Linked DNA regions of Homo sapiens: region 1 is linked to region 2. The links are chromatin loops, found by intact Hi-C in ENCODE. Cell type or tissue: mammary epithelial cell. All regions are shown on one strand. Each heading gives the region's core, and the rest is flanking DNA. Links, peaks and the distances in the headings are about the cores only. Region 1 has its middle 37 kb from the start of L3MBTL3. Region 2 has its middle 21 kb from the start of ARHGAP18.

Region 1 (16,888 bases), core at 3,856-11,855, 250 kb after region 2:
GAACTCCTGACCTCAAGTGATCCGCCTGCCTTGGCCTCCCAAAGTGCTGGGTTACAGGCGTGAGCCACCGCACCCGGCCGAAATTTTTGTATTTTTGTTTATTTTAAGGAAGAAGGGGAGTTTTTTCTAGGAATGGCAATGGCAAGAATGGATAAAGACTTACAAGGGATGGTTGTTATTCTCCTGCATCCCAAGACCAAATGTTCTGTAGGATGCAGGAGAATAACAATCATCACTTGTAAGGATCATAGGGGTAGCAAAGCCCTCAAGGGAGAGTCTGGCTACAGTGAGAGGAAAAAGGTTTAGAGAAGAATTCAAAGACATAGAGTATTTAACTGAGACAGGCAATGAGTGTCAAAATGCAAAATGGGTAGCTGGCCTGGGAGGGTGGAAGACTGTGCAAAATTAGAGACTCATATGCAGATAAGAATCCCAGAGATAATGAAGGATAATCTAGAAAGTCTGTGTGGTAAGATAGAACTTTATGGATTTAGACTTGATGGTCTCTTAGCATTTTCAAATTATTCTAACTATAGGCACACCTGGTTTTATTGTTATTCACAGATATTGTGCTTTACGTTAATTGTACTTCACAGATACTTCACTTTTTACAAATTGAAGGTTTGTGGCAACCCTGTGTTGAACAAGTCTGTCGCCATCATTTTTTCCAAAAGCCTGTGCTTGCTGTGTGTCTCTGTGTTACATTTTGGTAATTCTCTTAGTATTTCAAACTTTTTCATTCTTATTATGTCTGTTATGATGATCTGTGATCAGTCATCTTTGATGTTACTATTGTAATTGTTTTCAGGAACCATGAACCACCCCTGTATAAGACAATGAACTTGATAAATGTTATGCATGTTTTGACTGCTCCACTGACCAGCTGCTCCCCTGTCTCTATCCCTCTCTTCAATCCTCTCTATTCCTTCAGAGACAATAATATTGACATTAGGCCAATTAATAGCCCTACGATGGCTTTGATGTATTTGAGTAAAAGGAAGAGTCATACATCTCTCACTTTAAATCAAAAGCTAAAAATGATTAAGCTTAGTGAGGAAGGCATGTCAAAAGCCAAGACAGACTGAAAGCGAGGCCTCTTGCACCAAACAGCTAAGTAGTAAACGCAAACAAAAAGTTCTTGAAGGAAATTAAAAGTGCTACTCCAGTGAACACATGAATAATAATAATAATAATAATAAAGCAAAACATCCCTATTGCTGATGTGGAGAAAGTTTGAGTAGTCTGGATGGAAGATCAACTCAGCCATAACATTCCGTTAAGCCAAAGTCTAATCCACAGCAAAGGCCAAATTCTCTTCTATTTTATGAAGGCTGAGAGGTGTGAGAAAGCTGCAAAAGAAAAATTGGAAGCTAGCAGAGGTCGGATCATGAGGTTTAAGGAAAGAAGCCATCTCTATCACATAAAAGTATAAGATGAAGCAGCAAGTACTGATGTAGAAGCTGCAGCAAGTTCTACAGAAGATCTAGCTCAGATCATTGATGAAGGTGGCTACACTAAACTGTTTGAATGTGGATGAAACAGCTTTAAACTGAAAGAAGATGCCTTGTAGGACTTTCATAGTTAGAGATGAGAAGTCAGTGCCTGGTTTCAAAGCTTCAAAGAGCAGTTTGACTCTTTGGTTAGGGGCTAATATAGCTTGGGACTTTAAGTTGAAGCCAAGGTTCATTTACCATTCTGAAAATCATAGGGCCTTTAATAATTATGCTAAATCTACTCTGCCAATGCTCTACTAATGAAACAACAAAGCTGGGATGACAGCACATCTGTTGACAGCATGGTTTACTGAATATTTAAAGTCCATTATTGAGAACCACTGCTCAGAAAAAAAGATTTCTTTCAAAATCTTACTGCTCACTGATAGCACCTGGTCACCCAAGAGCTCTGACAGAGATGTACAAGGAGATAAATGTTGTTTTATGCCTGCTTACACAATTCATTTTTCAGCCAATGGATCAAGGAGTAATTTCAACTTCCAAGTCTTATTATTTAAGAAATAAGTTTCATAAAGCTATAGTATAAATAGTGATTCCTCTGATGGATCTGGGCAAAGTAAATTAAAAACCTTCTGGAAAGAATTCACCATTCTAGATGCCATTAAGAACGTTTCTGATTTATAGAAAGAGGGCAAAATATCAACCTTAACAAGAGTTTGGAAGTTGATTCCAATGCTCATAGATGACTTTGAAGGGGCCGAGACTTCAGTGGAGGAAGTAACTGCAGATGTAGTGGAAATAAAAAGAGAACCAGAATTAGAATTAAGGCCTGAAGATGTGAATGAATTGCTGCAACCTGATAAAACTTTCAAGGATGAGGAGTTGCTTCTTATGGATGAACAAAGAAAGTGGTTTCTTGAGATAAAATCTAATCTGGTGAAGACATATAAACTATCTTAAAATAACAACAAAGAATATTACAAAAATTGGCTGGGTGTGGTGACTCACACATGTATTCCCAGCACTTTGGGAGGCCGAGGCAGGTGGATCACCTGAGGTCAGGAGTTTGAGACTAGCTTGGCCAACATGGCTAGTCTCTACTAAAAATGCAAAATTTTTTTACCCCATCTCTACTAAAAATACAAAAATTAGCCAGGCATGGTGGCAGGCACCTATAATCCCAGCTCATGTCAATCTACAGCGGCTTTTCAATCACTACAGCTTCTGGGGACCACTAGGGCTATTGCTGGAGTTTCAACTGAAATCAATGCCTCCAACAGATCCTCAAGAGGGAGGCCAGCTGACATAGTATCTTGACATTCCTCCCTCCCTTCTTCCATCCCTTTCTTCCTTCCTGCCTATTCTCCCTCCTTCCTTCCTTTATATTCTTACAATAAACCTCTATTGTCTAAGGTAGATTTAACATATGTGTGACCTTTGAAAATAGAAGGGACCTGATGGATGAACAATGGCAGTAAATCACAATGCCTCACACATATTGGCAGGTCAAAAATAGTAACAAAGAGTAACAAAATGGGCTCCTCCCAGGATTCAGACTTACCTTCTCTAAAACAGTGCCTCCGTAACTTCCTTGTGCAAATGAATCACCTGGGAATCCAGTGCAAGTGTAGATTCAGTGGATCTGGAGTGGGGCCCTGCCTCCTGCCTGCTGGTCTGCACGCTACACTTAGCATAGAAAGACTCTAGAGCAGGGAGAGAGGAATATGGACATTTATGTATAAAGCAGCACTGCCCAGCCTTTTTGTCACCAGGGACCTATTTCATGGAAGACAATTTTTGCATGGATAGTTGTCGGGGGATGGTTTTGGGATGATTCATCCTCCTTATGAGAATCTTCATTTATTATTAGATTCTCATAAGGAGTATGCCCAACCTAGATCCCTCGCATGCACAGTTCACAACAGGGTTCATGCTCCTAAGAGAATCTAATGCCACCGCTTATCTGACAGGAGGCTGAGCTCAGCCTCGCTCACTTGCTCGCCACTCACCTCCTGCTGTGTGGCAGGGTTCCCAACAGGTACTAGTCCGTGGTCTGGGCATTGGAGATCCCTGCTATAAAGGGCCAGATTGTAAATATCTTAGATTTTGGGGACTAAAATCTAAAATATTTTAGTCAGGGTTCTCTAGAGGGACAGAACTAGTAAGATAGTTGTATATATGAAAGGGAGTTTATTTAGGAGAATTGACTCACACGATCACAGGGTGAAGTCCCAGGATAGGCCTTCTACAAGCTGAGAAGCAAGGAAGCCAGTCCAAGTCCCAAAACCTCAAAAGTAGGGAAGCCAATAGTGCAGCCTTCAGTCTGTGGTCAAAGGCCTGAGAACCCCCAGAAAACAACTGGTGTAAATCCAAGAGTCCAAAGGCCAAGGAACCCGGAGTCTGATGAAGGGCAGAAAGCATCAAGCATAGGAGAAAGATGAAAGCCAGAAGACTCAGCAAGCCAGCTTATCCCACCTTCTCCCACCTGCATTGTTCTAGCAGTACTGACAGCCAATTGGATGGTGTCCATCCAGATTGAGGGTGGGTCTTCCTCTCCCAGTCACTCACTCAAGTGTTAATCTCCTCTGGCAACATTCTCGCAGATACACCCAGAAACAATTATTTACCTGCTATCCAAGCATCCTTCAATCCAATCAAGTTGACACCTAATATTAACCATCATAGGGACCACACAGTCTCTGTCATAACTCTACTACTCTGCCATTGTAGTATGAAAGCACAAGGCCATAGACAATAAAGAAGTGTACCTATGCTTCAATAAACTTTTATTTGTGGACACTATAATTTGAATTTCATATGATTTTTTACATGTCACAAAATATAACTTTGCTTTCATTTTTTTCTCAATCATTTAAAAATGTCAAAATCAGCCAGGCAGGGTGGCTTATGCCTGTAATCCCAGCATTTTGGGAGGCTGAGGCAGGCAGATCATTTGAGGTCAGGAGTTCAAGAGCCGCCTGGCCAATATGGTGAAACCCCATCTCTACTGAAAATACAAAAATTAGCCAGGCATGGTGGCAGGTGCCTGTAACCCCAGCTACCCAGGAGGCTGAGGCAGGAAAATTGCTTGAACCCAGGAAGTGGAGGTCACAGTGAGCTGAGATCATGCCACTGCACTCCAACCTCAGCAACAGAGAAAGACTCTGTCTCAAATAATAATAATAATAATAATAAAAGAAAATAAAAATGTAGAAATCATTCTTAGCTCACAAGTCACACAAAAATACATGTTGAGCCAGATTTGGCCCAGAAGCACTAGTTTGCCAGCTCCTGCTCCAGAGAGAATCTGTTAGTTTCCTATGCCCAAAATCAATTTCACTGTCCCATAAATACACCTTCATTTTGGGGGAGATGGTGGAGGGAGACTACCATGGTTTCAATTTCCTGAAGTCATAATGGGGCCATGAATTACGATATCCTGACCGAAGTGTAGGCATATGACCCAAGCTAGGCCAATCATGTATTCTCTCTCAGGAATTTGGCTCTTTGATAAAGTGACCTAAGGTTTTATGATGCCAGTTTCTCCCATGGGGGCGCCCAAAAGACAGTGTCCAGTAGTTCTGCTTCCTAGATCCGGGAGGCATTGAGATAATTCCTTTGTAGAAAATTGTCTTGCAATAATATGGTATACACATCTGAAACCTTCCTAGCTATAACGTATGCCAGTTTATTTATTAGAATTTAAATCTAAATTTGTACTTTTTTGCCAGCTCCATGAAAATGCATCTGGGCCCTTTAAATATTTTTCTTTTGTCAGCTGGTAGAATGTGAAGCTATAGCAGTTGAGGGCAATGGAGAAGCACTGCAGAAGGAAAGGGTTTTGCTTGCTGGTGCTGGTGTGTCAGCCTGGAAAGCCCTATAGTGTGACAGTTTCCCCAGCACAAAGCTCCTGAAGCAGGCACAGCTCCTCCAGTATTTCACTTCTGGATCATGTGCAGCTTTTGCAGCATTAGGCTTCTGCAGTGCACAGCAGCCGGCAGCTGCCCCTGGAACACCCTTTAGGTGGTTTTGCCACAAAGTGCCTCTGGTGAGATATATCCCTGTGAATAGGTTTCCTCAGCAGCCTTCATTCGCTGGAAGATTTTCAGCAAGTTGTACTGGTATGACGTCACAATTATCTGCCATCTGGTTAGCTATGTCATGCCCTCTCCAACATGGTTGGGATCTCAGCCTTGAGGGGAGGGAGCTCTTCCATGGGCGTCCAGCTAAGCCACAAAGGTAGTGGCTACTGCTTATATCTGTTATTTCTGCATTGTTTAGAGTTCATTTCTTATTACTGATCCCTTGTTACTGTAATATTCTATTGGAATTAATCATTCTTTTTATTGAACTTTCTCTGTTAAAATAACTGTGTGGTTTCTGTATCCCGTTTGGACTCAGACTGACATGTAACCAAATTAACCTCCAAAATGATGATACCAATTCACTATTTTATACCAGCAGTGTATGAGAGTTTTCATTTCATCAGTCCTTTGAATTAGAAGATCTTTAATGGTTGCCTGTTTGATGAGTTTGAAATTGTATCTCCTGGAAGTTTTAATGTGGTGTTTCCTGATCCTGAGCCCCCTTTAACCAGTCTCCTCAAGCATTATCTGCACTGGGCTCTGCCATACCAGGCAGAGGCCTGGCTCCTCTAGGCTTTAACTGGTCACTCTCTGGACACTGTGCCACACAAAGTACCTTGAAGCAGTAAGGTGTTTTCTTCATAAAGATTCTAGGCCCAAATCTGATTACTATGTTAGACTCTTTCAGATTCCTATGGCCTACATTTTAGAAACCTCTGATTCACCAATTGTGAACATTGTCTCATACTTTCTTTAGCATATACACTCTCTTCATACATGTATATATGTATATGTAGACATAATGTGAATATATACATACATATATTATTTTTAGAACCACTTAAGAATAAGATGCAGACATTATTGCCCTTTTACCCCCAAATATTCAGTGTGCATAACCTAAGAACTTCTATGATCACAGTACAGTTCATTTATAAAGTAGAGAAAATTAAATAATAATACATTTCAATATGTAATATACAATCAATACTTAAATTGTCCCAATTTCCCCCTTTTCTAGGATCTATGATAGGTTATGAATTTGCATTTACTTATCATGGCTCTTTTGTTTCCTTTAATCTGGAAAACTTTCTCAGTTTCTTTGCATTTCATGACATTGGTATTTCTGAAGGATACAGGCAGTTGTTTTGTACGCTATTCTTCAATTTCAGTATATCTGATGTTTCCTTATTATTAGATGCAGGCCATGCATTTTTGGCAGAAATATTACAGAAATGATCTTGTGTTCTTTTCAGTGCCTTGTATTATAAGCACATGATGTCAGTTTGTCCTAATATTGGTGATGTTGACTTTGATCCCTTAATTAAAGTGGTGTCAGTCAGGTTCTCCATATAAAGTTATTATTTCCCCCTATGCAATTAATAAGTAATCTGAGGAAAAATATCTTGGGACTATGTGTTCCTCTCCTTTCCCAATGTCATATTTTATACCTCTGTTCTCCTATAGTAAGAACCCTGGTTTCCAATAAAATTAAGATATTTACTCATTTTCTCTATCCTATAAATACCAACAATATAGTTTTAGATTTACCATACTATTACCACTAGCAGCAACAATTAGTTATTGAGTAAATTCAAGAATCCTTTACAGTTGTTTTTCCTTAGACTATATCCTCTTGAAAGTATACAGAGTACTGTGTTCAAATTTACTCGTATTATTTCTGTGTGATTATTTTATTGTTTTAATAATTCACATTTGGTTTACTTATGTTAATGATTCACTTCTTGTCTTTTTATATTTAATTTTACATTCCGAATATTTGAAATACTAAATGGTTTGCCCTGTTCCCACCAACCTCTAAAGGAAACCAATTTTATAAGTTTATGGTTTATTCTTTCTGTGTTTCTCTTTGCAAAATTCAGCAGATACATACGTGTAGTCTTGTTTCTTACACAAATGGCAGTATATTATACAAACTCTTTTGCACTTTACATTTTTCATTTAACTAGGTTTCCTAGAAATCTTTATAGGTTCATATGCACCTTCTTCACTCTTTTTTACAGCTTCACAATGCTCTGTTGTGTAAACATATAATGTTTATTCAACCAATTTCCTAGGCATTTAGTTTGTTTCTATATTTTGCAACTATAGATGCTATAATAAATAATATTTATGTATGAATTTTGATTTTTTATGGTGTAACTTCAAGATAAATTCCTAGAAGTTGTATTTCTACATTAAAGGATAAATGCATAGTTTTTTTTAGATGTAACTGAATGTTTTGCTATAAAGCTTGTACTATTTTACATTCTGATGAGCAATGCATGAGCATGTTCTAGGCCACCATTTGAAAATCAAGGCTATTAGTTACAGAGGCCAACAAAGGAAATGAGGATAGTCAGCCTTCTTGTGGTGGTGTCTAACCGTTAATCACAGTGAATAATGAGAAATGAATGGAACAGAAAAATAGGTCAGAAACAGACCAATATATTTATTGGGTAAAACATAAATGTGACATATGTTTTTCAACAAATGTTTTTAGGCAAGTGGTTAATCATTGGTAGGGGTAGAGGGTGGGGAATCAAACTTGTAAATAGCGTTGCAGACTGGGCTATTCAGATCAACTCAGATCAAATCCTGATGGAAATAACCAAAGAGCCTAAAGAAAAATGCAAAAAATATCTTCCTAAATGCAAAGAAGATAATGAGAAAAACAATTATAGGCCCAAGCAGACTGGGCTATTCAGATCAACTCAGATCAACTCCTGATGGAAATAACCAAAGAGCCTAAAGAAAAATGCAAAAAATATCTTCCTAAATGCAAAGAAGATAATGAGAAAAACAATTATAGGCCCAAGCTGAAAGAAAATAAGAACCCAGATAGTTTCATTTACACAAAAGAGCTTTTACCCAGAGAACATTTTCTGGCCTATGAAAGGTAGAACCTTAGTTTGACAACCCACATGATGAGGGGAAAGAAAATCAAAACCCTAAACTCATTCAAGATAGGAGCAGTCCCTGAAATAAGCTAGGTAACCCCAATGGGCTATACTTCCAAGGTGAGGGTGACAAAGAAGTTAAAACAAAATCCTGAAGTAGAATTAAAGCCCAAGTTCAAATTACTTGAATTGTTTTAATATAGTCTTAGTCGGGCAGTGCCCCCAAGTGTCTGACAGAAGAAAATGTAAATCATCTCTGGAAGAAGCTACCTTCATTACAGGTCTTAGATTATTTCCACAAACCCATGTCCAACACACAATATATAATAAAGAGGCAAGTGAGGAAATGAAATTCTGTAACTGTGACCCCAACAGAAACAACAAACAAAAGAAACAGATGCACGAAGATGTCAGATGTTAAAATTATCAGACACGAAATACAAAGCAACAATGCTCACTATGTTTAAAGAAATAAAACAAGCTTGAGATATCTGTAGAGAAGAGAAAGGTGTAATAAGTGATACTGAAGATTCAAAAAAGGACCAAATGGAGTTTCTAGAAATTAAAAACTAAGCAAAATTAAAACGCAATAGATATTTATCTCATACCATAATACAAAAATTAACTCATATTTTTTAGTTTTTCCAGTGATTTTGGTCATATTTTTCCAGCGCTTCTTATGGCAAGCAATTTTGGATTGAATCCTGGACACTGACACTCTTATGATGTGTAGATTTGGGGTTCTGTTATAATCATCCAGAGAATATTGATATTTTTGTTTTAGTAGTCAATTAACCTAGGCAAGTTCAGATGATAACCTCTTCTTGCCTTCTTTGAGTGGTGGTCCAAATCTCTATTTCTTTGAGCTTTTGCTATTTTGAGTCTGTTCCATGCGTATGTGGTTCTAGCGATTGGCAGAGTTTGTGTTCATCACCTACTTCTGTTGATGAACAGAATGATAACATAATGATGAAGAGATGATAACCTCTTCTTGCCCTCTTTCCTAAAAAGAGTGAACTTTAAGCTAAAAAGTTAGTGAACGTTAAGCTAGATCAACAGAAATTTTCCACCTACTTCTGTAGATGAACACAAACTCTGCCAATCCCAGAACCACATATGCATGGAACAGACTCAAAATAGCGAAAGCTCAAAGAAATAAATTGAGATTTGGACCACCACTCAAAGAAGGCAAGAAGAGGTTTTCATCTGCACCTGCCTAGGCTAATTGCCTACTACAACAAAAATATCAATATTTTCTGGATGATTATAACAGAACCCAAAATCTATATATCAAAAGAATGCCAGTGTCCAGGATTCAATCCAAAATTGCTTGTCATAAAAAGCGCTGGAAAAATATGACCAATTCTAAGAAGAAAAGACAATCAACAGATGCTAATTCTGAGATTATTAAGATAGTGGAGTTTTTAGACAAGGACTTTACAGTAGCTATTATAACTTTCATTGAGGTAAAGATAAACATACCTGAAATGAATAAAGGAAAGGAAATCTCATCAGAAAACATATTATATAAAAATAAATAAAAAGTTTTAGAATTATAACATACAATAACAGAAATAAGAATTTCACTGGATGGGCTCAATAGCAGAATATAGATGGCAGAGAAAAAAAGTTGGTGAAGGCCAGGCGTGGTGGCTTATGCCTGTAATCCCAGCACTTTGGAAGGCTGAGGCGGGTGGATCACGAGGTCAGGAATTCAAGACCAGCCTGGCCAAGATGGTGAAACCCCATCTCTACTAAAAATACAAAAATTAGCTGGGCGTGGTGGTGGGCACCTGTAATCCCAGCTACTCTGGAGGCTGAGACAGAGAATTGCTTGAACCTGGGAGGCGGAGGTTGCAGTGAGCCAAGACCACACCACTGCACTCCAGCCTGGGCAACAGAGCAAGATTCTGCATTTAAAAAAAAAAAAAGTTAGTGAACTTTAAACTAAATCAATAGAAATATTCCTATCTGAAGGATGGAGAGGAAAAAAATAAAAAAGCTGGAACCTCAGGGACGTATGGGAAAATATCAAAAGGTCTATGTCCATGTAATTACAAAGTATTTCCAAGAAGTATGAAAAAGATGGAAACAGAAAAAAATTAAAGCAATAATGATTTTTAAAGTCCTGAATTTTCTGAAAGACATAAATTAGCAGATTTAAGAAGCTCAAAGAACTCCAGATAGGATAAATTCAAAGAAAACTATGCCTAGACCCATTATAATCAAACTGCTAAATGACCAAAGATTTTTTAAGATCTTGAAAGTAGTCATTTTTAAAATGGCACATTCACACAGAGTAACAATGATTTTAATGACTGCAAATTTATCATCAGAAACCATGGAGGCCAGATGACATGGAGCAGTATCTTTAAAGTGCTGAAAGAAAAAAAAACATCAACCCAGAATTCTATAGCCAGACAAAATATACTTTAAGATTTAAAACAAGATAAAGACTTTCATATAAAGGAAAACTAAAAGAATTTGTTGCCAACAGCCCTGCATTGTAAAACATGCTAAAGGAAATTGCCTTCTAGTTTGAAGCAAATGATACTACAGGGAAATTGGGATTTCAGGATCAAATAGTAAGCATCAGAAATGATAAATATCTGAACGAACATAAATATCTATTTTTTCCTCTTGGGTGTTTTAAAATATATTTAACTTTTTAAAGTGAAAATTACAATATTGTCACATGTTGTTTTCAATGTATATAGATATAATATATGTGACATCTACAAAATAAAGGATGGCAGGAGGAAGGAAAGCAATCTATACTGTTGAAAGATTTTTATAATGTACATGAAGTAGCTAGTACAATATTAATTTAAAGTGTAAAGAATAGTATACATTAAGAGTATGCGTGTGTATGTATGTGTGTATGTATGTATATAAATCCCTAGATCAACCACTAAAAAAATACAAACTACATCTTAAAAGTCTATAGTAGATACATTAAAATCAAATACTAATAAATATTGAAATACTATAATCCAAAATTAGGTAGGAAAGAGATAAGAGAGGAACAAAAAAGAGGATGGAAAAACAGAAAACAAGTAATAAACTGGTTACTAAATTCAATCATATCAATAATTGTATTAAATGTTAATTGTGGCCTAAAGATCCCAATGAAAAGAAATTGTCAAATTGGACAAAACAGCCTCAATTACAAGGGTTTTAAAAAATTCATGTGAAATGTGTATTATCAAAAAGCTATGCATAAATTTCAAAATGTTTATATACCAAAGTAAAATCACTAATTTGTTATAAAATCTGAACAAGATCTAGTTTGAGGTACTAAGAAGGATAAGGCATCCATTTGAAAAGAGCTCCTAACAGAGCAACATGAATTCTGTAAAACTGAAGCAAGATTAAACATCAACTTTATGGTGAAGCTTGGGTAGAAGAATGGTGAAACCACTAATGCTTTATGAAGAGTTTATGAGGACAATGCCCCAAAGAAATCAACAGTTTACAAATGAATAACTCATTTTAAGAAAGGACATGACGATATCAAAGATGAAGCCCTCAGTGGCAGACCATTCACATCAATTTGCAAGGAAAAAATTCATCTTGTTCATGCCCTAATTGAAGCAAACCAACAATTAACAGCACAAGCAATAGCCAACACCGTAGACATTGCAATTGGTTCAGCTTACACAATTCTGACTGAAAAATTGAATTTGAGAAAACTTTCCACTCTGTGGGTGCCAAAACCAATGTGCCCAGACCAGTTACAGACAAGAGCAGAGCTTTCAATGAAAATTTTAAACAAGTAGGACCAAGATCTTGAAGCATTTCTTTGAAGAATTGTAATAGGAGATGAAATGTGGCTTGACCAGTATGATCAAGCCACAATCAGAGCACAATCAGACAAAAGACAAGGTACAATCAGAGCAATGGCTACCAAGAGGTGGACATGGTCCAGTCAAAGCAAAAGTGAGCCAGTGAAGAGTAAAGGTCATGGCAATAGTTTTGGGGAGATGCTCAAGGCATTTTGCTTGTTGGCTTTCTGGAGGGCCAAAGAATGGTAACAACTGCTTATTAAGAGAGTGCTTTGAGAAAGTTAGCCAAAACTTTAGCAGAAAAACACTCAGAAAGTCTTGACCAGAGAGTTCTTCACCACAGCAATACTTCTGCTCATTCCTCTCTCAAGCAAGGCCAATTTTGAAAAGATTTCTATGGGAAATCATTAAGTATCCACCATACAGTCCCAATGGGCTCTTTCTGATTTCTTTTTGTATCCTAAACTAAAAAAAGATCTGTAAAAGAAACCCATTTTTTTCCAGTTAATAATGTAAAAAATACTGCACTGATACGGTTACATTCCCAGAACTCTCAGTTCTGTAAGAATGGACTAAATAGCTGGTATCATTACTTAGAAAAGTCTTGAACCTGATGGAGCTTATATTGAGAAATAAAGTTTATATTTCTATCTTTTACTTCCATTTTCCCATGAACTTTTTGAAGTCCCCTCAAATATGCTGCCTATAAGGGATACATTTTAAGTATAAAAACATAGTTAGTATAAAAGCAAATAGATGAAAACAGTATACTGTTCAAAGAATAAGTAAAAGAAGACCAAGATGCTAATATTGACCGCAAGTAAGTAGTCTTTAAGACAAAGTTTATTACCAGAAATAAAGAAAGATATTTCCTAATGATAAAAGGGACAACTGGTTGGGAAGAAGTAAATGGTGTGTACCTAATAACAGAACTTCAAAATATATCAACATACAAAACTCATGGTATCTTCATGCAGTGTAAGACTACTTAGCAATAAAGATATACAGATGGCAAATAAACAAATAAAAATGCTCACCATCATTAGTCACTAGGGAAATGCAAATTGAGACTACAATGCAGTACGATTACAAATCCATACACTAGAATGTCTAAAGTGATCAAGAATGTCTCAGTACCAAACACTGAGAAAGATATACAGCAACTGGAACACTCTTGTAAAAATGATACAACCAACTGGGCACGGTGGCTCATGCCTGTAATCCCAGCAATTTGGGAGGCCGAGGCGGGCGGATCACCTGAGGTCAGGAGTTCGAGACCAGCCTGACCAACATGGTGAAACCCCATCTCTACTAAAAATACAAAAATTAGCTGGGCATGGTGGTGGGCATCTTAATCCCAGCTACACGGGAGGCTGAGGCCGGAGAATCGCTTGAACCCAGGAGGCGGAGGTTGCAGTGAGCCAAGATCATATCGCTGCACTCCAGCCTGGGCAACAAGAGCTAAACTCCAACTCAAACACACACACACACACACACACACACACACACACACACACACACACACACACACACAAAGATATAACCATTCTGAAAAATGGTTTGACAATTTTTTGTAAAATTAAATATATAGCTACTATATGATCTATCAGTTCTACCCCTAGATATTTAAATACAAGGAATGAAATCAAATGCCTACACAAAGATTACACATGAATGATCACAGCAGCTTTATTCATATTACCCTGAACCTTGAGCTAACCCAAATGTTTGAAAATAGGTGAATGGATAAAAACATATATAGCATGTTCGTTAACTATAATACTACCAAGTAATCAAAAGGAGTGAACTCCTGATATTTTCGGTTATATGATTCTCAAAACATTATGCTGAGTAAATAAAAAAGCCAAACACGCACCAAAAAATGCCATACGGTCGCATTTATATGGAATTTTAGAATAGGCAAAACTAATTTAAAATGACAGAAAGCATATCAGTGGTTGCCTGGAGCCAGGAAGAGGTGATGGAACTTTTGTGTGACAGAAATGTTGTATTTCTTAATTGGGGTGATGACTACACAGGTTTGTATATTTGTCAAAACTCATTAAACTATAAACTTCAGATGGATGCATTTTTTATGTAAATCATCCTCAGCAAAATTGATTTAAACATGAAAAAATAAGTCAGAGCTGGGGTGTCTAATCTTTTGGCTTCCCTGGGCCAATACTGGAAGAAGAATTGTCTTGGGTCACACATAAAATACACTAACACTAACAATAGCTGATGAGCTAAAAAAAAAATCGCATAACGTTTTAAGAAAGTTTACAAATTTGTGTTGGGTCATATGCAAAGCCTTACTGAGCTCCACACGGCCCATGGGGTGCAGAGTAGACAAGCTTGAGTTAGAGTTTGGTTCTCACAAACTCTTAAGTTTTGTTTTTTTTTTTTTTTTTTTTATCTTGTTGGGGTTTCTTTTAGACGAAAAAAAGAAACAGGCATAATTCCTCTCTTCCTCCCCCATCCCACCTAAAATTAATTTGAACTTAGTAGTCTAATAAGTGAAAAATAACAGTTTTTCTCAGTCTGGGAGAAGACAGCCTATCAGAGGTGAAATCGCCTATGCTGTGGCTTCAGATTTGTATTTAAACTGCATCTATGATATTTACCTGTTAGACAACTCTGGGAAAATTATTTATTCTTTTGAGTTTGTCTCCTTATATGTAAAATGATTATAACACCTATCTATTAATAGCTGCGCTGCCAGGATGAAATGAGACAAGGTTTATAAAATACCTGACAGAGAAAGAAAATTTGGAAGAAGTAGTTGGTCCTCTTTTTAGAAGAACTACAGACCCCAGATTCTAAAACACAAGCTCAATTCCAAATGTCTTATCGACCGTGTAATCTCATTCATACTTCTCATACCATACATCTTGGGTTCCACTGTTATTGCTGTTTAGAAAATAGGTGACTACATTTATAAAGAAACAAGCTTAGGGTTTATTTCAGTTGTTACTAAGATTTAAAAGTCTGCAGGTCACTCAGTCAACAATATTTATTGACCATCCATTATGTGTCAGGTACTTCTTTGGGCTCTGGGGATACTGTTGGGGAGTAGGTAGGAAATAACTAAGATGTTTTCAGTTAGTGATACAGATAATCATTGTATGAATTCATTGTATGAATATATATATATACACACACACATATATATACACATACATACACACAAATATACAGACATATACACACAAATTAAGTATAATAAATCTATACACAATATACTATCTTGTAACAAGACTCTAGGTTCTATGCCAGCTCTAACAAGACTAATGTCATATTGGACAAGCAAGTTAACAAACAATAATTTTTGTATCTATAAAACAAGACATCTGAACTACGATTCCTTTCAATTCTAAAACCTTATATACTAAAAAATGTCTAAAGTCCCTTCCTAATTTTCAGTCATTCACTATATATATTCTTTCTTTCACTAATTTTGAATGTGCATTGTTAACCAATTACAGATCTGTAAGTCTATAATTGGTTAATAATGCAGATCTATAAAGATAATTCTTTATAGATCTATAATGTAGATCTATAAAGAGAGTTCCAAATTATCTCAAACAAAAAATTTCAATTCATTCATTCACTCATTAAACTCATTGATTGGCATCACCTATGTATTATATAAGTAACTATGCTAGGTTCTAGACATCAACACAAACTTCACCCCTGACATCATGGAATTTATTAGGTGTAGGGGGTAGGAAAGAATATTTCTGATTTGGTAGGAAAATAAAGAATTCAGTTTTGGTAGGTTAAGTTTGAGATGCCTGAGACACATCCCAGTGGAACTGGCACGTAAAATAAATTAGGGAGGCATCACCTGTTAGACAATAGTTTTTAAAACCATGAGACTGAATATGGTCAACTTGAGAGAGTGAGTACAGTGAGAAGGAAAGAGACAAAAGGTCTAAGTTTTCATGAAAATTAAGATTTAGAGGTTAGGCATAGGAAGAGGAGCTAACAACACTGAGATTGCTACACAGAGCATAAAATAAAAATCCTAAGTGTGTAGTCTATCAAGTATATCAAAAAAAGGGAATGGTCCAGTGTATCTAATTAAATTTTTAAAATCCCTTGGATTTGAAAAAAACTAACGTCATTGATGCACTTGGCAAATGCAGTTTAGTGTGCTGGTTGAAGCAGAGACAAGGTTGGAGTGGATTGAGTAGGAATGGAGGGTGAAAGCCTAGAGACTGTGCAGATAATCATACAGAGGAAATCTGTGGTAGAGGGAAGGAAATATAGGTTTGACAGGTTTGTTCTTGTTGTTGTTTCCTTTTTACTGTGATTGTTTCATTTTTATTTTTTGTTTAAGGTGAGTGATATTAGGACTGAAGGGATGTTGAAGATGAGCAAGAGAGAGGAAGAGAATGGATGGAGAGGACTCTTAGAAGGCAGGAGCACTGGCTCTCAAAGCAGAACGGAAGGATTGGCCTTTGACATTTGAAAGGGCCTAAAAGCAGTGGAGGGGACATGATGAAGCTAAGTTGCTAAGGATGGAGAAAGAAAGAAGAGGTAGCATGTCAGAGAGTTTAGGAGCTGGAACCAGGCTGGAATCCAACTTCTTCCATTTATTGTAAGTGTGGTCAAGTTATGCTCTTTCTAGACTTCAAGTTCTTCACCTATAAAATGCAGGG
Region 2 (16,888 bases), core at 3,335-11,334:
TTTGATCTCTAGGCAGCCTTCCCCAAGAGAACTAGTTGTCCAAAGGATTTTTTCTGTGTCTGCCTTATTCACGAGTGCTGCATTTACCCATTTCCCAGGGATGCTTAATTTCTACACTGGGAGCCCACATAGGTGCTTTAAACTTCAAAACTTCAGGGAAGTTTTTCATTAAGGATACAGGGTTTAAGGGCAGAGCAAAGGAGGGTGGAGAAGATAGATCAGAAAGGTGAACTTACTAAGCATCAAGTTTTAGACACTCGCTGAGCTCTTTAAGATATTTTTTCTCTCTTAATCCCCCATTTGACAACAGAGGGATGATGATACTTCAAGGTGTGTCAGTGACTTGGTTGCCCAAGATGGTATAGCCAGCCTTTGGTAGAGGCTGGAAGGAGGCCAGGCTCACTTGGAAGTCTAACTGCAACTTCCAGGAACAGGCATCCATATCATCTTCATTTAGGTTTGAGGACTTTTTTTTTGTTTTTTTTTTTTTTTTTCTGAGACGGAGTCTCACTCTGTCACCCAGGCTGCAGTGCAGTGGCACAATCTCAGCTCACTGCAATCTCTGCCTCCTGGGTTCAAGCGATTCTCCTACCTCAGCCTCCTGAATAGCTGGGATTACAGACATGTGCCACCATGCCCGGCTAAGTTTTGTATTTTTAGTAGAGACAGGGTTTCACTACGTTAGTCAGGCTGGTCTCGAACTCCTGACCTCGTGATCCGCCCGCCTCGGCCTCCCAAAGTGCTGGGATTACAGGCGTGAGCCACCGTGCCTGGCCTGGACATTTGATATTACTGAAATAAGTTTATTTCTTTGTTACTTGATCCATTTGCAACCTAAATAAAATGTGATTACTAAACAGAAAAAAAATGCTAAAGCTAAAAAAGGTCATAATTGAAGATTTTCCAGGTAGACCATGAAAATATAAAAGCAATTTCCACAGGAAATTACCAGTGATTCCACCCTGGATGTTTAAGGCCTGAAGGTCTAATACGTACTGTCTATTGCTCTATAACAATATAATACTGATAACTTGCTTTGCTTTTGGGTTGACACTATGGTCTGAGGTTTTAGTATTGATCTTTAATTTTCAATCCATCCTCATAGTTTTGCTCTATCCAAGCAAAAGAATAGTATGAATTGATTTATGGATCACAGTTTTTTTGAACATTTGCTTTATATGACCTCAAACCAATTTTCTGTGAACAATGAAAGGAGGAAAACATCTGCTCAAAAAATGCTAGGCCAGGTGAATAATATCCTTCCCCCCTCTTCCTTTTCCTCTTCTTTAAATAGAGGCCCATCCTTGTTTACAGGATGAGGGCAAGAGGTAAAATCCTTTCCAAAAAGGATGTAGTGTATGACATTGTTTATTAAGTTATTCTGTAAAACTGCTACATTGGCTGCCCAAGGAGATTTATTCAACATAAGAGTAGCTAAGCTCTCACCTATGTCAATAGATACCTGTGAGAGGCCTAATGGAACTCTAGGAAATATTGGAAAAAACAAAGGCTCTGAGGAGGTCTCTCTCTTAACTCACTCATGCCACTAAACTTCTGTTTCTGAATCCATAAAATGGAAATGCATGTTCCTACCTACCAGGGCTGTTCTAAGGTACAAATAAGCTTGTTGAGGGGGTACAGAAGAACAGGCTTTCATTGAATTTTGTTCATTGAATGTCTGCATAGTGCCGAAGCCTAATATGGAATGCTTTATTCCCATCATATAGACGAGAACAGTGCAACTCAAAGATTAACAGCAGGACAAGCTCTTTGCTCAAATTGCTTAGATTAAAAAAAGAAAAAAAGCAGAGCTAGGATTCAGAATAAAATCTCTTTGATTCAAAAATTCATGCTTTTCCCATTATTCTTTCCTATATATAAAGCACCATATAAGATGAGCTTAGTTTTGTTATTATTAGTTTACCAAATCTAAGAAATCAATCACTTGTTAGACCCACCATTCATTATTTTGCCAACAGCTTGTAAAGAAAAAAAAAAAAAACCACTGCCAATAATATTATGAACCAACTGTAAGGTTGCACTGCAATTTCAGAGAAGTTTAAATGTGAATGAAACAAATATAATCTTAGAATCAATGGGAGACAGAAACAGAGTGCCCAAGTAGAACCAATTTTTAAATTTCATAAAGTTACAAACTTGGTTCTTTTAAGGCTTACCAGGTCTTTCAAATCTTTAATAAAGGATAGAGATAGAGCCATTTATTCAGTCAACATTGTATACCTACTCTGTGTGTAGCATTGTCTCAACCTTCAAGGACAGCAGATATACCAAAAAATAGCTCTGGATATGACGATAGAAGACTGCAAAGATAAGAGGGTACACAAAGCATGGAGTAGTTATTTATCCCAGGGACAGAACAAGCTGTCAATTTTTTCATGGCAAACACAAAGGTCAAGTTAGTTGCAGGCAGTCACTTACCACCTCATCATCTTTGTTACACACAAGTAACTGACGTCAAATGCAAAGCATCAATTTTATTATGAAAGCCCCTACCCTGGATTCATCTGTTTATCCTTTGTCACCTTTAGGAAGGTTTGTCACCTTTCCGACTGGCACAGAAGTCTTTGTAATGGGACATGGGTTATTGGAACCTGCCCAGGCCTGGATTCCTCCAGACTTTGCACATCACCACCTGTACCCGTCACGTTCCTTGGCTTGGTTTTTGGGCTCCTGGAAAGACTCTGGGATTGTCCCTTGGCTGACCTGCACCTTAGCATTTTCACTGAAACAGTCCTGCTGGGATGAGTTTCTGTCTTCTAGGAGTACACCTGAAGACCTAAACAAACCCCAGAGACCACCTGCTATGCCCTGGATCACTTGGCAATGACTCAGTTTACATCCTTTAAGTTTCTGTTTTGCACCAATCAATGAATTTATTGTAGCCTGAAAGACATGTGTTAGAAACACAGTCATTCATTTCCGAATATCAAAGCCACTTACTTGTCACGTTAATTGATTCAGCACACTTCAAGTTAATTAATAAAAGAAGAAAATCCCTAACTATCTTTTGATAGTTGTGGATTGTCTCTTAACTCTCTATTTCCTGGATTAACATGAGGGTTGCCAAATTAGCTCTAAAATATCACCCATGGCATAAATATTGCCAATTCATTTGTTTATTGTTCTATGAGAATGTGTTCCTTGTCTACGCAGTTTATTCATTCAGCAAATACTTTTGGCATGTACCTACTAGTGAAAGGCACTGTGATACTCACAGTGATGGTAATATATTGATGAATAAGATGGAATAATGAACTTGCAAAAAGCTAGTGGGCTCAGATTTTTAAATCCTTGAGCTGAAAACAATATGCATTTATTAAAATGTCAATTATATGCTATTCTGTACTATTTTTCATTTCTGTTTTCTGAAATAGTTTCTACCCCATTGCCTCTGTTTGACAAATGAGGAAACTGAAAGATTAGTCAGAGAGATTAAACAATTTGCCAGAGATAAAGCCAACAGTGCTTAGATTTGAACCCAGGTCTCTTGACTCTAAATCAATCATCTGACTTTTTACTAAAACATGCTGCTCATGACATCTGTTCAAAAAGGGGTATTATGGTATAGTTAGACGTTCCAGGCTCAGGCAGATTTGTGTTGTGTTGGTTGTCATTAATGAAACCTTAGAGAACAACTTAGCAGCTAGAGCTACAGTATTTCAAATGCTAGTCTTTCAACTAACAAACAAGACACCTTTGTTTGTTTACGTTTGACCAAGGAAATATCATGGATCTATATTGTATTCATATAAGTGTCCATAGATTCATTGGAATTCATTATAATGAATTCCAGGTCCATAACAAAGGATTGTTCCAAAGGTGACCCACTCTTAAGTTGAAATAACATTTGGTCCCAATAACTAAATCCCCCTGGACTGGAGTCCACTAAGTAGCAAAGCACTTGCCAGCTTGCTTACTTTCAGAGTACTCTCTGTACTCTGTCTCACCATAAGAGGGGTATGAGGCTGTTCTTTTAGCTATTTTTAGTTAAACATGCACTGCTAAAACACATACAATAGCCTAACATTTTAAAAAAGTGACAGCCTTCATTTCTCATGGGAAAGAACTGGTTATTAATTTAGATCTCCCTTAGACACTCTCTAGAAAGGCCCAATTACCTGAAGTATGAAAAACACTTCAAGGTATGACACCTATAACATGTTGACATGGAATGTGTCTCACTCTTTATTCTACTATTGTGCTATACTGAAGTTATTTATACTTCCGATAACCCCCTTTCCTCTGCTGTGCACACACATACACATATGCACACAGACTCCATAGGATTCTGTTTCCTGAGGGCAGGAAGTTCCATCCATTTCCCTACTCTCAATATGCCATCTGGCACACAGTCATTCATTAGCATTTGTTGAGCAAATATGCCGAAGTGCCAAAGTAAAAGCCACTGATCTGCCCAAGGACACGAGTAAATGCCTCGAGAGCTCTGCATCCCCACAAAGGAGGTGGATGGGTCAGTGTCAATCCTGAGAACAGCAAAATCAAGAAATAAGGTAGCTTTAAATCCTTGCTAGAATAGTTATCTGGTTAATAAATGCTGGAAGTCTGTGGTAAGAATAAGCTGTTGCACTGAATCAGTTATTAATACAACCCTATATCACCTGTGAAGGAAAAGTAACATCAACTATAAATTCTGAAATTGCAAGGAAAAATAATCATTTTCACTCTATGCTTTTACCTCCCCTCTCCTAAAGAAACCAGAACCACTGTCAGATTAGCAATGACTGATTTCTCAATAGTCACAACCTGTCTTTATCTTATTGAGCTTCAGAATACATGATAAAATTGCACCAAGAGAAGAATATGAAGTCCTTGATTCTCTACAGCACAGCATTAAACCACTACTTTAATCACTAATCAACAACCATAATTTAGCCTAATTATAAATTACAAGTATCTAATTTTAGAAGATCTTTGCTTTATAAATCCTAGACACTGGAGACATTATTAACTTAGCTCCTTGAAATTATTCCAGGGCCGGAAACATCCCTTGTACATTCTTGCTGCATGTATCTGGTCTAGAAACAGACCTGTAATCAGGATCTTTTCTTCAGGTTTCTAGGGGTCAGAGCAGCCATCTATTTGGTATGAGTTGAGCATCTCTGAGAAGGCAATTATATGCCACCCACCCAAATCTCTCTTCTCCTTATACTTGAAATATCCCCTTGGGCCTCAGATTTTATTTTAATCGCTCCCCCAAGGTACTGGTCCCAGGAAATGTGGTAAATTCAAGCCCTTATCAATGTAACAAAGACGCGAGTCAAGGAGATCCCTGAAATGGGAAAAGAAATCCCAGAAAGGAAGGGACTAATTTGTCCCAGAATATACACACGTGCATGGAGAACATAAGCCTTTTGCTTGTAGCTTTGAACTACCACCAACTATGTTTCTGTTGGGTGTTGAACATTTTCAACTAGAACTGGGACAACCGAAGTATTATCTTTACCAGGTGTAACTACTGGCATAAAAAAAGAAAGGCAAAAACCACTGTGGTCCTTCAAGATGTGATGGGCCAGTGACATCGCGCTGAATTTTCTGATTTGTAAAATGAGGGGTTGTGCTGCTCCTGGGGACCCCCGCACACCTTTAAGCTCCCACATGATGGGTCTATGGTATATATCTATGGCGCAAATTTCACTGGCAGTGTGATGGACCACACTTTGTACATGGGCAGGTCATATAGGTATGATGATGACAGTCGCCAACTGATTCAAAGAACAGTGTCCCAAAACTCCTGACCTCTGGAGATACTGGACAGTCAAGAGTACTAAGCAGCAAAACAAATGGGGGAAAAATGTTTGCTCCCCTGGCCTCCTACTCCTTGAGCGGCCTTCTATAGGAAATTGCAAATCATTGAGAAAGCTACAGGGGGCTAGGCACAGCGGCTCACGCCTGTAATCCCAGCACTTTGGGAGGCCGAGGCGGGCAGATCACGAGGTGAGGAGATGGAGACCATCCTGGCTAACATGGTGAAATCTCGTCTCTACTAAAAATACAAAAAAAATTAGCCAGACATGGTGGCGGGCGCCTGTAGTCCCAGCTACTTAGGAGGCTGAGGCAGGAGAACGGCGTGAACCCGGGAGGCAGAGCTTGCAGTGAGCCGAGATCGCACCACTGCACTCCAGCCTGGGCGACAGAGCGAGACTCCATCTCAAAAAAAAAAAAAAAAAAAAAAAGAAAGAAAGAAAGCTACAGGGTAGCAGCTTTAGCAAGTGAATGCTAGTAACTTTTTTTTACCCTGAAAATCGCACAGTGGTGCTGATGATTAGTCATTCCTGATCATCACATGATGCTGAACTTCATGAAGTACAACGGCTAATGTGTATGGTCTTCCCGTTAAGACAGAGGCAGCCTAGTAGAGACTTGGCTTTGGAAAAGGAAGCTAGTATTAGGAGTTTATCTTTACTGTTTAGAGTTGACTTTATCTCAAAGGATGTCAGCAGCATATATCATGTGACAGCGGATCAGTCACGACACCTCATCTAAATGCAGTCATCATAGTACGTGGTCTTCCCACTGCCTTGCCTACCGTCCATAAAAAGAGGGTCACTCTAGTCCCTGACAGCCATGCCTTCATACCATCCACCTCCAGCCAGAACTAATAATTCAGGGGTAGCAGTGTGAAAAAGACCAGCAGCTTCAGGAATTTTGGGTTCCAGAACTGATATGGATACTAATTAGCTCTGTGCAAGTTAACTTTTCTCTGTCTCCATGTCCTAAACAATGAAAGGGCTGATTAGACCATATGAGCTCTCAGCTCCCTTCCATCTTCAGTGATTCTTTGATAATAATATAAGTTATCCAAATGGTATCATTTATTATGATTGCTTACTGTGTGCCACGCACCATACTAAGTGCTTTTCATTTATCATCTATTTTAATCCTTGCAAAAAGAGAGGAAAATGACATTATCCTCACTTTATAGATTAAAAACTGGCCGGGCGCAGTGGCTCACGCCTGTAATCCCAACACTTTGGGAGGCCGAGTCAGGCGGATCACGAGGTCAAGAGATCGATCGAGACCATCCTGACTAACATGGTGAAACCCCGTCTCTACTAAAAATACAAAAATTAGCTGGGCCTGGTGGTGCGTGCTTGTAATCCCAGCTACTTGAAAGGCTCAGGCAGGAGAATCGCTTAAACACAGGAGGCGGAGGTTGCAGTGAGCCGAGATTGCGCCACTGCACTCCAGCCTGGTGACAGAGCAAGACTCCATCTCAAAAACAAACAAACAAAAAACCTTAAGACTCAAAAATGGAGTTTACAGAGTTCTTCCCTGCTTATACCTTTCAGTCAAAGGGTGTTCTTTGTTTAAAAATCACACACAAATTCAGTGAGACAACAACAAAAATTCACGTAAAACCAGACCGAATATGAAATAGTATTATTCTAACAATTCTATTTTATCAACTGATGACTTCACTTTTTACTCTGCTTTTTTAAACTGCCAAATCAAGTGAATAGATTCATTATTTTAAACACAGTGTTGCATAAATCTAGATGATTCCTCTGACAAACCTCTAAGAAGGTGTATGACAATGATACGCAGGTACTGAAATCAAAAGCAGCTTTAGGAAAACTAATCTTCCGTATCTAGGGCCTCGTGTTAAAAATGCCTTCGTCAGGGGTGACTCCACTTCAGTGCCAAATGTCTGTCATTCACCTGCCACTTCCATCAAGTATTAATATGAAAAAAGGCAACGTTTTTACCTGTTATAATGAGGTGAACTTTTAGCTTTAATTTGATTGCCACCTGCTGGCTAAAAGACACAACCTTCCTTCCGCAGCAAAAACTGCTTGGTAACTCAGAAGGATAAATGCAAACAAATGAAATTCATATCATTAGCAAAGCCAGCGCTCACTTCTACCAGGTTGTCTTCTAAAAGGAAGGGAACTAATATTTAATGTGTCTATTGTATGTCAGGTGCTATGCTAGGTGCTTCAGATTACTATATTATTACATTTAATCAGTTCCAAACCATGTGACATACCACCATTTTGAAGAAGGAAAAACAAGCAACTGCCTTCACATCACACAAACAAAAAGCAGCAACAATCCGAAACTAGGTCTCACCTAGACAACTTTTCTTCATCATCAGCATATCCTCATTCCATGATTCCATGATTCCACCCTACCATGGGATGCCCTAGTAATCTCATGCTATCCAGAAAATATTGGTGAGCTGAGGCTAAGAAGCAGAGCTATAATTCACTGTAGAGTCACAAAGCCTTCCTGATATTTCACAGGGAAGCAGAGGCAGGCCAGATAAATACCTCAAAACATTAGCAGGGAGAGCCAGCAACAATTAGTCAAAGGTAGAACGAGAAGACTGTGAAAGTCATCAACAGAAGCAACATAAGGGGATGAGAAAAAAGACTTGAATAATTACAAACCTTCAGTCCTTTAGCAAAAACAAAAACAAAAAAAAGAAAATAAGGAGTGTTGGGTATTTTTCTTTGGTCCATTTAGGAAAGACTCATCTGCTCACCCATCTCCTGGGGGTCCCTGGGTACTGGTGCTGTGTAGCACACACATGGCCCAGCGCCTGGCCACCAAGAGCTCACCATCTTGTTGGCCAGGCAAATATAAAGGAAGGCTTTCGTGCTAGAGGTGCTCAGAGCCCCTCTCTCACTCTTATCTACCATCTCCTTTTGTCTTTGAGAGCCTTTACCACTGAAAAAACAACGGCTAGTGTTTGAGTGATAACTTTGTGCCGGACACTGTTCTAAGCACTTTAATATATTAACTTAATCTTCACACAATGGTAAGAGATAACTGGTATCTTTAATCTCTCTTCCATAGATAGGAGGGTAAGCAACTTGCCTGAGATCACACAGATCTCTTAAGCTATGGAACCAGTGTTCAAATCTAGGCACTTTGAGGCACTTTGTTTCACAATTCATATCTTTAAAAAATAGTTTACGTGGCCTCTCAGAGAATCATGATCGCCTTGGTTTCGCAGAGGAAGACTAGGAACAGAAAGATCAAGTGATTTATCATATGTTGTACAGTTTAGAAGCCAGCAAGGCCACAAGTGGAACTAATTCTCCAACGATTTGTCAGTCCAGTTATCTATTATTACTATCATGTTGCTTCTGAAAATAAGAATAATGACACAACAAGCAGAAAGAACATACACATGCTAAGGACATGCTAAGGAAGTTCAGGGTCAGGTTGTTGGGAACAGAATCTGCAGTAGTAATGATGGTGGAATGTGCTTATTCCAGCAAGGCTGCTGGAGGTTGGGAGTTACCTCCAGACCCAGCCCATCAGGCTGAGAACCCTCTGTTATCTTGGAGGCCAGCTCTACTCCACAGAGAGGCCTGGCACGAAGAAACAATTCTGTTAGTGAGAAGTGATTAATTAGACATCACAGATAACCCCTGTACTTGGAGGAAGCATGTGAACTTCCATTTATATGGTTTATCAAATTAGAATGATCATCAACTTCTGGGGCAAATTCAAATGTCAGCTTTATGTTCTAGCGTCAATTGGAAAGAGAATAAAATTACAATCCACTCCAAACACCACTACTCTGAAAGTAACACCCACACAAAATCATATCCTCAGATGAAATTTTACTTGGAAGTTTTAGGAGGAATAATTATCATTTAACAATCATTTTTCACTTTGTCTAAGACCACGATAATTGGGGAATATAGTTATAACTAGCATTTACCACCAATCAAAATATTGACACCGAAGGCAGTGTTTAATGAGATAGATCAGGAATTTAACCGGTCCAGAATTAAGGACAGAAAATCACAAACTGATGATCACCAGTGAGTAGACCTAAAGGAATTTGATGAGTGTTTCTACCTTGATTACATGTATTCAATTTCATAGGACACTAAAGCTTGTATTGCACTATAGTTTAAAAATTTTTTTCCACCATATAATGTGTACGTGTTTTCCTTTATGAGGGCTATTGGAGGAAGGGGAAAAAATGCAAGTAGAGAAAGGAAAAAAGTAGGATGGAAAATGTAGGAGATTCCACAGAGAATTTTATAATAATTATAATATTCATTGTTATAAAATACTTTATAATCATTGCCAATAGCTTGAAGATACTTATATCCTGCTCTGCCCCTGAGCTAAATAAACTGAATTTGAGCTTTAGTGTAACATTTCAAGAAAAATATGTATCTAGAGAGGATAATCAGAATGGTATGAAATTCTCAAAATATATATGAGAAAAAGTGGAAAGAAACAGGAATGCTTGCCTTTGAGAAGGAAAAAACCATTCGGAAATAATAATAGCAAACATTTACTGAATGTGTTTTATATACCAGACATGGTGCTATGCAATTTACATGTATTATCTCATTTAATCCTTACAACAACCACATAAGGTAAGTATTATTGCAATTTACAGATGAAGAACTGAGGATTAGAAATACTCACTCTCATCCAAGATCATGAGTTCACAAATGGGGAAGGTAAAACCTACCGGCAGGTCTGCCTTATGTAAAAGCCTAGCATCTCATTCAATCTGCTGTATGGCTGCAATGTAAGAAACAATTGCCCAGCCTGTATTGTAGAGACCGTGTTGATAGACAGGTTCTAGTACCACTGCTGCCACCACCTGGGAATATGACTTTAGGTAAATTATCATCTCAATACATTGCTGTCCCCTCATCTACAAAGCAGCAGTTTGGATGATCATTAAAGATTTTTATTACTTAGATTCTATAACTCCAAATATTTGAAAATGTATTGAATAGGAAATGAATGAATTTTGTTGCTCCAGATGGCAGAATCAGAAGAAATGGGCTTATACAGAAACTGATTGTCTATAACACATGGATTTTTCTGGCACTTCTATAGAATAAAATGGAACAGAGAAACATACAGAATAAGAGAATCAATAAAAATATAAGTCCCAAACTCTTTCAATGTTAAATACATTTACATTTTAGCGGTATTTTCATATATTTCCTAATAATGGTATAGTAGAACCAAAAATTTACCCTGAATTCAAATTTTACAAAATAAAATTCTAAAATTATATTCTGTGCACCTTCTAATTATTTTCCTATCTTTGAGGCAGTGACTTTCAAAAAAATTAAATTCTGAATATCTTAAATGCTAAAATGATTTTAGTAATTTGAGGCAGTTAAAATGTAATTTTGCAGTGCTAATGAAAAGTGTTTTAAAACATCTATAATCTACCAAAAAAACATGTTGACATATTTGTCAGAATAATCCATTCTAAAATATAAATGTTTTAGATGAATTTAATTATTTTTCTTTCAAACTAAGGCTACGGTAAATAAAATTTAAGATATTGAGAGAAAATCCATATCGTCTAGCCATTCTACTCTAAAAATTAACTTATTACTTCTATGGGGATGATTTGCAGTCTTGATTTCTGTTCTCAATTTCTCTCCATTTAATGCTAGGTCTTGCATTTCTGGCTACCTGCTGGATATCTCTGCTGGGCATCCCTTCAACATCTCAACTCTGAATGCACATCTTGCCAGCCTGTGGAAATTACAGAAAGGTGTCCCTAAAAGAACTTTATGAAATGTCAGCAATGAGCAGTCCTCAGTATCTCATCCAATGTAACCTGAAGAGCAGACCAACTATCAAGCCAGCAGGACCATGCCAGTAGGACTGGTTTATAATCCCACTGGGTTAACATATCCAATGAAAGATCATGTGGATCTGAAAAGAAGCATAGCCAAGACAGGAAAAGCAGATACATGCATGGGAAATGGCGGCATCTCTCCAAATGAGAGGCCAAGGACCTTACCAGCTTGACATGGACACTGACTAGACCTCATTATTGAGAGAAATATCCCAAGTCTATTCTATCTGGCAACCCTTGTTTTTGCTTACAAACTTGTTTTTTTCTCATAACATGGCTTCGCATGTTCTGCCCAAAAGTAGACATAGTACTATGCAAACCAGCCAAACTCAAGAATTTCAGGCCAGGCGCAGTGGCTCACGCCTATAATCCCAGCACTTTGGGAGGCCGAGGCAGACAGATCACCTGAGGTCAGGAGTTCAAGACCAGCCTGGCCAACATGGCGAAACCCCGTCTGTATTAAAAATACAAAAATTAGCTGGGCGTGGTGGTGCACGCCTGTAATCCCAGCTACTCGGGAGGCTGAGGCAGGAGAATTGCTGGAGCCCAGGAGGTGGAGATTGCAGTGAGCCGAGATCACACCATTGCACTGCAGCCTGGGCGACAAAGCGCGACTCCATTTCAAAAAAAAAAAAAAAAAAAAAAGGAATTTCACCTTTCTGTGTCACTGGTCCCTGATAATGTATCAATAAAATGGCTTCTAACTTACTTGACAGAGGATGAATTGGCCATGCCCACCCGAATACTCCTGTCCTTGACAAGTCAAATATAATACAAGAAACATGTACGAAACAGAAATACAGCTCTGTGATTTATCACAATGCAAATTCAAGTAAACACGTCCCGAATTAAGAAATAAGATACTCAGGCCCAGAAACCTTGCATGCCCACTCCACTTGCTTTTCTATGTCTACCCCTACTATCTGAACTTAACATGCTAACCAATTCTTTGCCTTTTTTTTTTGTAGAGTTGCCACCTACGCACACACCCGTAAAACTGAAACTCATGTTTTATCTGTTAAGTTTTCTGTAAATGTAAAGATACAATATGTATTCTCTACTGCCTGGCTTTCTTTTGCTTCTAATTACGCTCATAAGATCCATCCATACTGTTCAGACTATTCAGATAACTGGAGTTTATTCATTCTCATTGCTTCATAGTGCTCTACGGATAGAACACAATTTATCTACTCTACTGCAGAAGCTAGGGCTGTTTGTGGTTTGTTGTTTATTATTATTACTTTTTTTTTTTGCGACGGAGTTTCACTCTTGTTGCCCAGGCTGGAGTGCAAAGGTGTGATCTCAGCTCACTGCAACCTCTGCCTCCTGAGTTCAAATGATTCTCTTGCCTCAGCCTCCTGAGTATCTGGGATTATAGGCACCCACCACCATGCCCAGCTAATTTTTGTATTTTTAGTAGAGACGGGGTTTCACCATGTTGTCCAGGCTGGTCTCAAATTCCTGACCTGAGGAGATTCACCCACCATGACCTCCCAAAGTGCTGGGATTACAGGTATGAGCCACCATGCCCAGCCCTGCAGTTTTTATCCATACAGATAATGTGCTATGAATACTCTTGTATGTCTCTTGGTTCACTTGTGAACACATTTCAACTGAGTACATACGCAGGAGTTGAACTGCCATGTCATAAGGTCTGCATATCTGCAACTTTAGCAGATAATGCCAAACAGTTCTCCAAAGGGATTGGACCTATATATTATCTCAGCAGCACAGGAGAGGTCCTGCTCTTCCATACCACTGTCAACACTTGGCATTGTCAGTCTTTTGAATTTTAGCCAATGCAATGGTTAATACTGAGTGTCAATTTGATTGTATATATGTATATATTCTATTAGTTCTGTTCCTCTAGAGAACCCTGACTAATACGGATTCAACCTGTTGGGTGGAAAAACTTAAAATCACAAATAGAGTTAATTTTATCAAACACTACATGCATCTATTTAGACAATCAAGTTTTTTCATTTGTTCTGTTAATGTGCTAAGTTATATTTTTTTAATGTTAAACCAATGTTATATTTCTAGATTAAGCCCAATTTGGTTGTTACATATTATTTTTTCATATGTTACCAGAGTTGGAATGTATTTTGTTAGTGACTTTTGCATCTAGCTTCATAAATAAGAGAGGAATGTATGCTGTGATACAAAGAACAGTGCTCACCCCCCCTCAAAAAATGTCCAGATCCTAATCCTTAGAACCTGTGAATACATTATATTCTACAACAAAGGGATGTTAAGGTTGCCAATTAGCTGACCATGAAATCTGGAGTGCCCCAGATTAGCCAAGTGGTCCAAGGTAATCAGAAGAGCCTTGAAAAGTGGAAGGAGGAAGAAGAGGAGGCCAGAACGATGCAATGTAATAAGGACTAGGCTGCTGTTGGCTTTTTAGATAGAGGAAGAGTTTTCACAGCTAATGAATGCTGGCAGCTTCCAGAAGCTAGAAAGGGCAAGAATTCTCCCCTAGAGCTTCCAGAAAAAAATGCAGCCCTCCTGACACATTGATTTTAGCCTAGTGAGACTTGCATGGATTTCTAACTTATAGAATTGTAAGATAATACATTCATATTGTTTTAAGTCATAAAGTTTGTTGTGATTTGTCATAGCTGCAAGAGAAAACTATGACATGTGCTTAAGTGGCAATTCTACCAAAAAAGTAAGGAATTCTCAATTTCTTGTAATAACCTTCTCAGTGTTTGATATCAAGATTATTCTGGTTTCCTTTAAAAATGCTGAGCATTCCCTCTTTTTCTACTATTTCAAAGAGTTTGAAAAACACTCATTTTTTAGTGTTTTGTAGAATTCATCAATGCGGGCATTTGGGCCAAGGGTGTTCCTAAGTAAAGGTTTTAATTATGAACTCAACTTATTTAATAGTTACGGGATGATTCCAGCGTTCTATTTTTTCTTACATCAGTTTTGTTAGTTTATATTTACTAGGAATTCATTAATTTCAACTAAATTTTCAAACATATCAGTATGAAGTTTTCATGATATCCCCTTACCTAATGTCTAAGATTTATAGGGATGTCATGTTTTCTTCTTTGAGATTAGTATTTGTGACTTCCCTTTTTCTTAATCTTAGTTTCACCAAAAGGTTATTTGTTCTTTTAAAGAATTTGCTTTTAGAATATATGATTGTCCTTTATTATATTTTTTCATGTCATTTCTTTTTTCCCCTCTATTTTTAACTAAATTTGCTGGTCTTTTTACTTTCTCCTATCATATGCTCAGCTCACTGATATTTAGACTTTCTTCTAACATACAGTCATACATTTCCTTCTAAACGGGGCTTAGGCTTGGCTAATTCATCTTACAAATATTAATCAATATTATGTGCTGAAAATATCAAAATATTTTATAATTCTAGATTCGATTCAAAGGCTACTGGATGCCAGTTATGTCTTTATTTCCAATCATGTGGGTTTTCTCTAAGTCTCCATTTATTGATTTGTAGCTTATTTGAAATTTGATCTCCAAGATATTCTGTAGGATTTCAATCCTTTGAAGTTTGTTCAGACTTTTTTTGACCCAGTATATAGCCTATTTTAATAAATGTTTTACATATGCTGAAAAGAAGGTATATGCTCAGTTGTCAAGTTCTATGTGCTCATCAAGTCACATTTGCTAAGTGATGTTCAAATCAAACTAATCATGCTGTTCAAATTTTCCACATCTTTGGGGGTTTGCTTTACCTTGCTTATTCTATTAGTTCCTCAGAGTAGTACGTTAAAAATCCCTCACTATGGTTAAAGATTTATTTCTCCTTGTAGTTCCATAAATTTTATGTGGCAGTTATTTCTTATTGCAAATTAATGAACTGACATTCTGGTCTTTACTTCAGCCTTCCATGAGTGTAATTTAGATACAGTGACTCAGACTCTGAAGGTATCATGGCCTCTGGATCCCCACAAATGTTTCTGGGTCAAGGATTCTCAAACTTTATACCCTGAACCCCCTTTGTCAGTCTGGGGAAATTGGTAGACACTAAGTTTTTAAATGCATAAAATAATCAAGATAACCATTTCAAAGGAGTTAACTTCATCTGTTATCAATATGTTAAAAATAATTGTGATATTGTAACACATGAGTTTCTTTACTGTTACATTCAATAACAAGATCAAATGGTAGTTCTCATGACCTCTATAATTTCAAATTAGTTATAAGCACAAATAGCTTTAAGATATTTGCAACAACTGCTCTGTGATATGAAAATATCTGTGATCTCCACTGGTGACAAAGTAACAGATTTCTGCTAATACTACTATGGTTTATGGCCTACATTCTTTTTTTCTTTTTTTTTGGACAGGGTCTCACTCTCTAGGCCAGCCTGAAGTGCAGTGGCATGATCAACAACTCACTGCAGCCTCCACCTCCTCAGCTTGATTGATCCTCCCACCTCAACCTCCTGAGTAGCAGGAACTATAGGCACATGCTATCATAACTAATTTTCGTATTTTTCGTAAAGACGAGGTTTTGCCATGTTGCCCAGGCTGGTCTTCAACTCCTGGGATAAAGCAATCTACCTGCTTCAGACTCTGAAAGTGCCAGGAATACAGGCGTGACCCATCGTGCCTGGCCTTTACAGCCTATATTCTTAAAGAAATATTCAATTTGAGACAGTGAAAATAAATATGCAATTTTGTTTCTGTCCATGTTCACAGGCACCCTCAGTTTTATCTGTTAAGAGGTTCATGTTCATGGACAATAGACTAACAACTTCTGCTTCAGGTTGTCAAATCAGAGATAAACCTTTTAGGTTTTTTAAGTTTAGGTTTTAATTTTTTTTTTCTTTCTGAGACAGGGTCTTGCTCTGTTGCCCAGGCTGATGGACAGGAACATAATCACAGCTCACTGCAGCCTTGACCTCCTGGGCTCAAGGGATCCTCCCACCTCAGCCTCCCAAGTAAAGACAGAGAGTCCCTATGTTGCCCAGGCTGGTTTCAAACTCCTGGGCTCAAGCGATCCTCCTGCCTCAGCCTCCCAAAGTGTTGGGATAATAGGCATGAGCTACTGTATTTGGCCAAATCAACCTTTTATAAAGTTCTCTAATGGTGTTCTCACCTCTAGTTTGCTAGCTCCTGTTTATTCCATTCTCATTCAGTATTTTCTTCCCCCTTCCTCATTCTTGCCATTTATTATTCTTTAGTTTATAATAAAAATAAATTCCTAGTCTTTCTCCTATTTAAGTGTTGTTTTCTACCAACTCTGCTATTTTAGTTAATGATACAATCATTTTCTTAA

What was found. Peaks named below come from ENCODE experiments on the same cell type or tissue, not always from the same donor. Only the 100,000 strongest peaks of a DNase experiment are listed, where the experiment ranks them.
Region 1: it touches region 2 in a loop (15-fold over the local background); 1 of 110 quality-filtered maps calls a loop at or near these places.

What each region holds. Positions count from the first base shown.
Region 1 is chr6:129,973,133-129,990,020 of GRCh38, forward strand. No RefSeq gene overlaps it. Among named protein-coding and RNA genes, the nearest start is that of L3MBTL3, 37 kb to the right of the region's middle. In mammary epithelial cell, for the core only: a CTCF peak has its summit at 8,664 (motif pointing left); no DNase peak of the experiment used is centred there.
Region 2 is chr6:129,722,900-129,739,787 of GRCh38, forward strand. No RefSeq gene overlaps it. Among named protein-coding and RNA genes, the nearest start is that of ARHGAP18, 21 kb to the left of the region's middle. In mammary epithelial cell, for the core only: a CTCF peak has its summit at 7,811 (motif pointing left); no DNase peak of the experiment used is centred there; H3K27ac peaks cover 491 bases.